2 separate regions of the Homo sapiens genome follow, and region 1 is linked to region 2. A link is an interaction called in ENCODE POLR2A ChIA-PET data of the cell type or tissue named here. Cell type or tissue: CD4-positive, alpha-beta T cell. All regions are shown on one strand. Links, peaks and the distances in the headings refer to the core of each region. The heading gives the core; the rest is flanking DNA. Region 1 has its middle 19 kb from the start of TMEM41B. Region 2 overlaps DENND5A (DENN domain containing 5A).

Region 1 (4,394 bases), core at 263-4,262, 83 kb after region 2:
AGACACGGACACTCATACTCATGTCCAGCATGTCTGGATGGGACATTGCCCAGTTAGAACCTCTAAGAGACAGTGATTTGTCAACATCTCTTTGTGAGGGTGTTGATTCGCTCCTTTTGGGGGGCTTCGTCTGAGAGCTAGCTTCTCTGTGGAAAAGGCAGTCAAAGCCGGATGTGAGCAACTCAGTCACACTGAAAATACAATGTTGAAGCACCAACCTGGAATGTAGCAATTTACAGCTGTCACACCACAATCACTAAGTGAAATCACATTTTGCACCAGACTTCCAAAGACATAATCATATGAAAACTATTTTTATTGCTTTGAAAGATTGGCAAAAGCTGTTTGCCTCAAATGTAAGAAAGTCTACTATAGGATTTCTGTTGAGAAGCACAAATATACAAGGCAAAGTGGTTCTTTTCTTTCTTTCTTTCTTTCTTTCTTTTGAGATGGATTTTCGCTCTTGTTGCCCAGGCTGGAGTGCAATGGCACGATCTCAGCTCACCTCAACCTCTGCCTCCCAGGTTCAAGGGATTCTCCTGCGTCAGCTTCCCAAGTAGCTGGGATTACAAGCATGTGCCACCACGTCCAGCTAATTTTGTATTTTTAGTAGAGACGGGGTTTCTCCATGTTGGTTGGGCTGATCTCAAACTCCTGACCTCAGGTGATCTGCCCGCCTCGGCCTCCAAAAGTGCAGGGATTATAGGTGTGAGCCACTGTGCCCAGCCCAAAGTGGTTATTTTCTATTTTACATCAGAATACATTTAATTATCAATAAAGTGATATACTAAGCATAGAAGAGTGACTTAGGTGGAATCCTTGATAGTTAATAACTTTATTAAAGCAACAAAACAAAATCAAATTTCCTAGAATTTACCTTCATGAGAGTAAAACTTATTAGCAGGACTGGCATACTTTTTTTTTTTTTTTTTTTGAGACGGAGTCTCGCTCTGTCACCCAGGCTGAGGTGCAGTGGCGCAATCTCAGCTCACTGCAACCTCCACCTCCCGGGTTCAAGCAATTCTCCTGCCTCAGCTTCCTGAGTAGCTGGGACTACAGGCGCCTGCCACTACGCCCGGCTAATATTTTGTATTTTTAGTAGAGACGGGGTTTCACCACGTTAGCCAGGATGGTCTTGATCTCCTGACCTCGTGATCCACCCGCCTCGGCCTCCCAAAGTGCTAGGATTACAGGCGTGAGCCACCGCACCGGGCCAGGACTGGTACACTTTTAGGCTCCGATTCAGCTTTGTTTTCTTCTTCAAGAAGACAAGAGAAATGTGACAACCATTTGCCATACAGTATTCAATCCTGTATTAGAAATAAACAAAGACCGGGTGTGGTGGCTTACACCAGTAACCCCAGCATTTTGGGAGGCTGAGGCTGGTGGATCACCTGAGGTCGGGAGTTTGAGACCAGCCTGACCAACATGGAGAAACAACCCCTCTACTAAAAATACAAAATTAGCTGGGTGTGGTGGTGTGTGCCTGTGGTCACAGCTACTTGGGAGGCTGAGGTGGGAGGATTGCTTGAGCCAGGGAGATCGAGGCTGCAATGAGTTGTGACCGTGCCCCTGGACAACAGAGCAAGACTGTCTCAAAAAAAAAAAAAAGCATTGATTCAATATTAAGTTTCTTTAGTATGATAATTATTCTGTAGTTATATATGAGAACATCTTTGTTCTGAAGAGCTACATCTTGACGAGTTTGGGGGTAAAATGTTAATGATGACTGCAACTTACTCTCAACTGGTTCGGCCAAGAAAAGTGAGAGTGTGAGTGAGTGTGTGTGTGTGTGTGTGTGTGTGTGTGTGTATGTGTGTGCAGGGAGAGAGAGAGAGGGAAAGCAAATATGGGAAAAATGTTAGCAGTTAGGCAATCTAGACGAAGAGCATACGGGTGGTCATTATACCATTCTTGCAACTTTTCTTCACGTTTGAAAATTTTTTAAATAAAAAGTTGGGAAATTATATATATACACATACATATATATATATTTGCATATTATGCTTAAGGCCTACAGTTTTTATATACTTAGTATCCTTTTCCTCCTTCCTATGATTACAGACCTATCACATTGCCTCCTCCCAATCAAGGGACCTCTTTACCTGGCCACAGTAAGTGATCCAAGGCAATGGTGATAACTCAAAGCATTTAATAGTCGGCAGGTCAAAGGTTGTTACCAATCAGAGTAGACACTAGATAGACGGTGGTACCTGGGCACACTGGTTGAATATAAGTGCTGGTCCAAATGTTGGCATGTGACACGGGATGAGCCAATCCAAGTCCTTCCCGTGGATTTTTGAAATTAGTCTGAAAAAATAGTGAGAGATTCCACAGGCTGTGAAGTCCTAGGGTAAGCTTCACTTCTCCCTTTCTCAGGGTTTGTTTATATGAACCAACAAATTACCCCTCTGGCCAGGTGCAGTGCTCACACCTGTAATCCCAGCACTTTGGGAGGCGGAGGCGGGCGGATCACCTGAGTGAGTTCGAGACCAGCCTGGCCAACACGGTGAAACCTCGTCTCTACTAAAAATACAAAAACTAGCCAGGCATGGTGGCGGGCGCCTATAATCCCAGCTACTCGGGAGGCTGAGCAAGGAGAATCGCTTGAACTAGGGAGGCGGAGATTGCAGTCAGCTGGGATAGCGCCATTGCACTCCAGCCTGGGGTAAGAAGAGCGAAACTGTGTCTCAAAACAAAAACAAAAACAAAAAACAAACAAACAAACAAAAAAACAAATTACCCCTCTGGAGCTTACACTAGTTTGATCTGGGCTTCTGTCACTTATAACCAAAGACTTTTTACTTTATTTTCCCAGAATTTTTTTTCTTTTTTTTTTTTTTGAGATGGAGTTTCCCTCTTGTCCCCTAGGCTAGAGTGCAATGGTGCGACCTTGGCTCACTGCAACCTCCACCTCCCGGGTTCAAGGAATTCTCTTGCCTCAGCCTCCTGAGTAGCTGGGATTACAGGCACATACCACCATGCCCAGCTAATTTTTGTATTTTTAATAGAGACGGTGTTTCACCATGTTAGCCAACCTGGTCTGGTACTCCTGACCTCAAGTGATCCGCCCACCTTGGCCTCCTAAAGTGCTAGAATTACAGGGGCAAGCCACCACATCTGGCTATTTTTCCAGAATTTAATTAACGATATAAAACATTATTATTATTATTATCATTATTACTACTATAGAATTAGATTTCTGGCCGGGCATGGTGGCTCAGGCCTGTAATCCCAGCACATCGGGGGGCTGAGGCAGGCAGATCATGAGGTCAGGAGTTCGAGACCAGCCTGGCTAATATGGTGAAACCCCGTCTCTACTAAAAATTCAAAAATTAGCCAGGTGTGGTGGCGCCCACCTGTAATCCCAGCTACTCGGGAGGCTGAGGCAGAAGATTCACTTGAACCCAGGAGGTGGAGGTTGCAGTGAGCCAACATCATGCCACTGCACTCCAGCCTGGGCAACAGAGTGAGGCCTATCAAAAACAAAACAAAACAGGCCGGGCGCGGTGGCTCACGCCTGTAATCCTAGCACTTTGGGAGGCCGAGGAGGGCGGATCACGAGGTCAGGAGTTAGAGACCATGCTGGCTAACACGGTGAAACCCCGTCTCTACTAAAAATACAAAAAATTAGCTGGGCGTGGTGGCGGGCGCCTGCAGTCCCAGCTACTCGGGAGGCTGAGGCAGGAGAATGGCGTGAACCCAGGAGGCGGAGCTTGTAGTGAGCCGAGATCGCGCTACTGCACTCCAGCCTGGGCAACAGAGCGAGACTCCCTCTCAAAAAAAAAAAAAAAACTACTAGACTTGTGGTTTTGCTAATTTAGTCTTCTCTCCAAAACAAACAATTAAAAATTAATAATAGGCCGGGAGCAGTGGCTCACGCCTGTAATCCCAGCACTTGGGAGGCTGACGGGGGCAGATCACGAGGTCAGGAATTTGAGAACAGCCTGGCCAAGATGGTGAAACTCCATCTCTACTAAAAATACAAAAACTAGCCGGGCATGGTGGCGGGTGTCTGTAATCCCAGCTACTCAGGAGGCTGAGATGGAAGAATCGCTTGAACCTGGGAGGCAGAGGTTGCAGTGAGCTGAGATCTCACCATTGCACTCCAGCCTGGGGGACAAGAGCAAAACTCCGTCTCCAAATAAATAAACAAAATTGAAATAAAAATTAAAAAAAAAATTTTTTTTTAGACAGTCTCACTCTGTCGCCCAGGCTGTAGTGCAGTGGCACGATCTCGGCTCACTGTAAGCTCCGCCTCCCGGGTTCAAGCCATTCTCCTGCCTCAGCCTCCAAGTAACTGGGACTACAGGCACCCACCACCACGCCCGGCTAATTTTTTTTTTTTTTTTTTTTTTTTTTGTATTTTTAGTAGAGACGGGATTTCACTGTGT
Region 2 (4,394 bases), core at 129-4,128:
ACACCTCGCTTGGCTAATTTTTGTCTTTTTTGTAAAGACGGGGTTTCACCATGTTGCCTAGGCTGCTCTGGAACTCCTGGATTCAAGTGATCCACCTTCCTCAGTCTCCCAAAATGCTGGGATTTCAGGCATGAGCCACAGCGCCCAGCTGGAATTTCGTATCTTATTGTCAGAGTTTCTTTTGTCAGTCTTATGATCTCCATTTTAACATTAATGGTGGTCATGACTTAAAGGGAGGTTGGCCATGCCTCATTATACCCCTCTCCAAAAGAGAGAGAGAAGCTGAGGTAGGAGGATCCCTTGAGCCCAGGAGTTCAAGACCAGCCTGGGCAACATAGTGACACACTCACTATCTCTACAAAAAATTTAAAAATGAGACAGGTGTGGTGGCATGTGTCTGTGGTCGCAGCTACTCCAGAGGCTGAGTAGGAGGATGGCTTGAACCTGGGAGGTCTAGGCTGAACTGCGCTGTGATTGAGCCCCTGCATTCCAGCCTGGGCAAAAGAGAGGGGTATAATGAGGGATGGCCAACCTCCCTTTGAGTCATGACCTGGAATTTAGTTTTTCAGGTTTCTCTAGGGTCCCCTTGGGTGGGCATTCAATTGGCTGAGGGGCTTAGGATTTTACTTTTGGTTTACACATCTAACTTACCCAAAATAAAATATTTAGTTTTCTTCAACAATATTAACAATATATCCCAAAATTAGTAGCTATCTTCATAACTAGGCTAAAACATTGTTAGAGGGCCATTGTTCTAAAACTACAAAAAGAAAGAATGAAAAAGGCATCAGAGATGATACACCTGAAAAAATAACCAAGTCCTGGCTGGGCGCGGTGGCTCACACCTGTAATCCCAGCACTTAGGTGGGCGGATCACGAGGTCAGGAGATCGAGACCATCCTGGCTAACGTGGTGAAACCCTGTCTCTACTACAAATACAAAAAAATTAGCCGGGCGTGGTGGTGGGCGCCTGTAGTCCCAGTTACTCAGGAGGCTGAGGCAGGAGAATGGCGTGAACCCGGGAGGTGGAGCTTGCAGTGAGCTGAGATAGTGCCACCGCACTCCAGCCTGGGAGACAGAGCGAGACTCCGACTCAAAAAAAAAAAGAAAAAGAACCAAGTCCTCTGACACTCCTGGAAAGTAATTCTAACGTGTTGTAACGAAAAAGCATGTAATTTGTTATAAATCAGGTTTATTCATTTACTGTCTTATAATTGTGGCCTGTGATTATTTCTTTTTTTGTTTCTTTTTGAGACAGGGTCTAGCTATGCTGCCCAGGCTGGAATGCAGTGGCTCAATCACAGCTCATTGCAGCCTGGACCTCCCAGGCTCAAACGATCCTCCCAGCTCGTCCTCTGGAGCTGAGGCACATGCCATCACACTGGGCTCATTTTTATATTTTTTTATTTTATTGTATTTTATTGTATTTTTTTGAGACAGAGTTTCGCTCTTGTTGCCCAAACTGGAGTGCAATGGCGCAATCTCAGCTCACTGCAACCTCTGCCTCCAGGTTCGAGCAATTCTCCTGCCTCAGCCTCCCAAGTAGCTGGGATTACAGGCGCCCACCACCATGCCTGGCTAATTTTTGTGTATTTTTAGTAGAAATGGGGTTTCACCATGTTAGCCAGGCTGTTCTCGAACTCCTGACCTCAGGTGATCCACCCACCTCGGCTTCCCAAAGTGCTGGGATTACAGGCATGAGCCACCGTGCCCGGCCTCATTTTTAAATTTTTTTGTAGAGACAGTGTTGCACTACGTTGCCCGGGCTAGCCTCAAACTCCTGAGTTCCAGGGATCCTCCTACCTCAGCTTCCCAAAGTGGTGAGATTACAGGATCGAGCCATCGCACCTGGCCCAATTATTCTTTCTAAACCATTTCCTCTTCTGTGTTCATGCCTTTAAAAATAAAATTTAAAAAAAAAAAAAAAATCCTTAAAATTTCTCAGGTGTTTTCCATATCATTTTATTATCAAGAATATGGCTAATCAGAAGTCACAGCCAGCCCCCGAACTACAACTACAAAACATGCATATTATAGGCTACACTGAGGGATTTCTGAGGTTAGCAGATGCAAATCTTTTTTTTCCTTCAAAGAAGACAGACCCAGGCAAAAAGCATAAAACATCCTGAAACTGTCACCAAAAAAAAAAAAGTTTCTTAGAAGCAAACCCCTAGTAACTACCTAGTCTAAGAAAAACATTTCCAGAACTGATAAAGAGTGGGGAAAGAGGAAAGAACAATGGTTGTTGTTAACCACAATTCTGAAAACAAGCAACCTGTCTCCTCTCCTGACACAGCTCCTCTACTGCAATGTGGGCTGGAGACTGAACCACAAAGAGGTCGCACTACAGCTCTGCATTTCAACGATTATGCCACTGCTTCAGTTTTCCCACATCTATAATTTTAAAAAAACAAACAAACCTCAGTAATAGTAAGACAGCAAACAGAAGACCTGGATTCTAACAGATCTTTCTAACTTGGTGGGTAACAATGGACAAACAATTTTATTTCAAGCGGGGCTAAAAAAATTAAAAATCATTTAAAAGTACAGTGTAAAACTACAAAGTCATTTATAAATATTAATCATTACCATCTGTCAAAAGTGATAGCTGAACTATCTCTGATTTCTAGCTCTGACATTTTTTGATTCTGTGACCAATATAAACCAATGCACATACATTGTTTGGCCAACTGGAATAGTTTAGAAATCAAGGACTTCCGGCCGGGTGCGGTGGCTCACGCCTGTAATCCCAGCACTTTGGCAGGCTGAGGCGGGTGGGTCACCTAAGGTCAGGAGTTCGAGGCCAGCCCCGACCAACATGGTGAAACCCCCTCTCTACTAAAAATACAAAAATTAGCTGGGCATGGTGGCAGGCACCTGTAATTCCAGCTACTTGGGAGGCTGAGGCAGGAGAATCGCTTGAACCCAGGAGGCAGAGGTTACAGTGCGCTGAGATCAAGCCACTGCACTCCAGCCTGGGCAAGAGAGTGACACTCCATCTCAAACAAAAAAAAAAAAAAAAAAAGAAAGAAAGATATCAAGGAATCCCACATTCACAGAGGAATGAAACTCAATGTGAGAAACCTCTACAGACTTTTCACTGCTCAGACCTCTCAGCATTCCAGGAAAGCATTTTAGGCTAACCCAGCTAGTTCAGTACATAAAGTAGACCACAGATGGCCAAGCAAAATTTTAACCTGACTTACCCATCACATAATGAACAATAAAAAATAAAAAATTACTAACCTGGTTCTCTTTAACAGGAAGCTCTACAAGAGATTCCATGTACGACAACAAGCAAATATCAAAGACAGTACAATATTTGAGAAACACAACGGTCTAAACTATACCTATTGCCATCTTACTTCCTGAGTCATATCTGATCCCCTGAAGGCATACTGAAAACAACTTGACATCTGGCACACACTCTCATTTTCTGCCATGCCAGGATTCTACCACTCATAAGACTCAGCCCAGGGTTCTACATACGCCAAATGAAAATCAGCAACCACAGAAGATTTGGAATATGGCATTTGACTAACTGCTTCACTTAGTAACTTTTAAGAACTAAATCCAGCTGGGTGCGGTGGCTCACACCTGTAATCCCAGCACTTTGGGAGGCCGAGGCGGGCGGATTCCGAGGTCAGGAGATCGAGACCATCCTGGCTAACACAGTGAAACCCCGTCTCTACTAAAAATACAAAAAATTAGACTGGCGTGGTGGCAGGCCCCTGCAGTCTCAGCTACTCGGGAGGCTGAGGCAGGAGAATGGCGTGAACCTAGGAGGCGGAGCTTGCAGTGAGCCGAGATGGCACCACCGTACTCCAGCCTGGGCGACAGAGCGAGACTCTGTCTCGCGAAAAAAAAGAAAAAAGAACTAAATCTGGCCAGGTGCAGTGGCTCATGCCTGTAATCTCAGCACTTTGGGAGGCCGAGGCGGGCGGATCACGAGGTCCAGAGATGGAGACCATTCTGGCTAACATGGTGAAACCGCATGTCTACTAAAAACACAAAAATTAGCTGGGCATGGTAGCACGCGCCTGTAGTCCCAGCTACTCGGGAGGCCAAGGCAGGAGAATCGCTTGAACCCGGGAGGCAGAGGTTGCAGTGCCGCAGTCACACCACTGCACTCCAGCCTGGGCGACAGAGCAAGACTCCGTCTCAAAAAAAAAAAAAAAAAAAGAACTAAATATAAAAATCTGGCCGTAATAGCCTGTGTTTAATTACTGAATTCGGCCAGGTGCAGTGGCTCATGCCTGTAATCCCAGCACTTTAGGAGGCAGAGGTGGGTGGATCACCTGAGGTCAGGAATTCAACACCAGCCTGGCCAACATGACGAAAGCGTCTTTACCAAAAATACAAAAATTAGCCAGGTGTGGTGGCGCTTGCATGTA

Evidence for each region. Peaks named below come from ENCODE experiments on the same cell type or tissue, not always from the same donor. Only the 100,000 strongest peaks of a DNase experiment are listed, where the experiment ranks them.
Region 1: POLR2A ChIA-PET joins it to region 2 with 5 read pairs; 8 of 35 experiments call an interaction of 5 or more read pairs at or near these places.

Annotation. Positions count from the first base shown.
Region 1 is chr11:9,331,030-9,335,423 of GRCh38, forward strand. No RefSeq gene overlaps it. Among named protein-coding and RNA genes, the nearest start is that of TMEM41B, 19 kb to the left of the region's middle. In CD4-positive, alpha-beta T cell, for the core only: no CTCF peak of the experiment used is centred there; no DNase peak of the experiment used is centred there.
Region 2 is chr11:9,248,133-9,252,526 of GRCh38, forward strand. The region is part of intron 1 of DENND5A (DENN domain containing 5A); the gene reads right to left. Among named protein-coding and RNA genes, the nearest start is that of DENND5A, 15 kb to the right of the region's middle. RefSeq lists enhancers at 2,329-2,438, 4,133-4,394. In CD4-positive, alpha-beta T cell, for the core only: no CTCF peak of the experiment used is centred there; a DNase peak (open chromatin) is centred at 2,289; H3K27ac peaks cover 768 bases.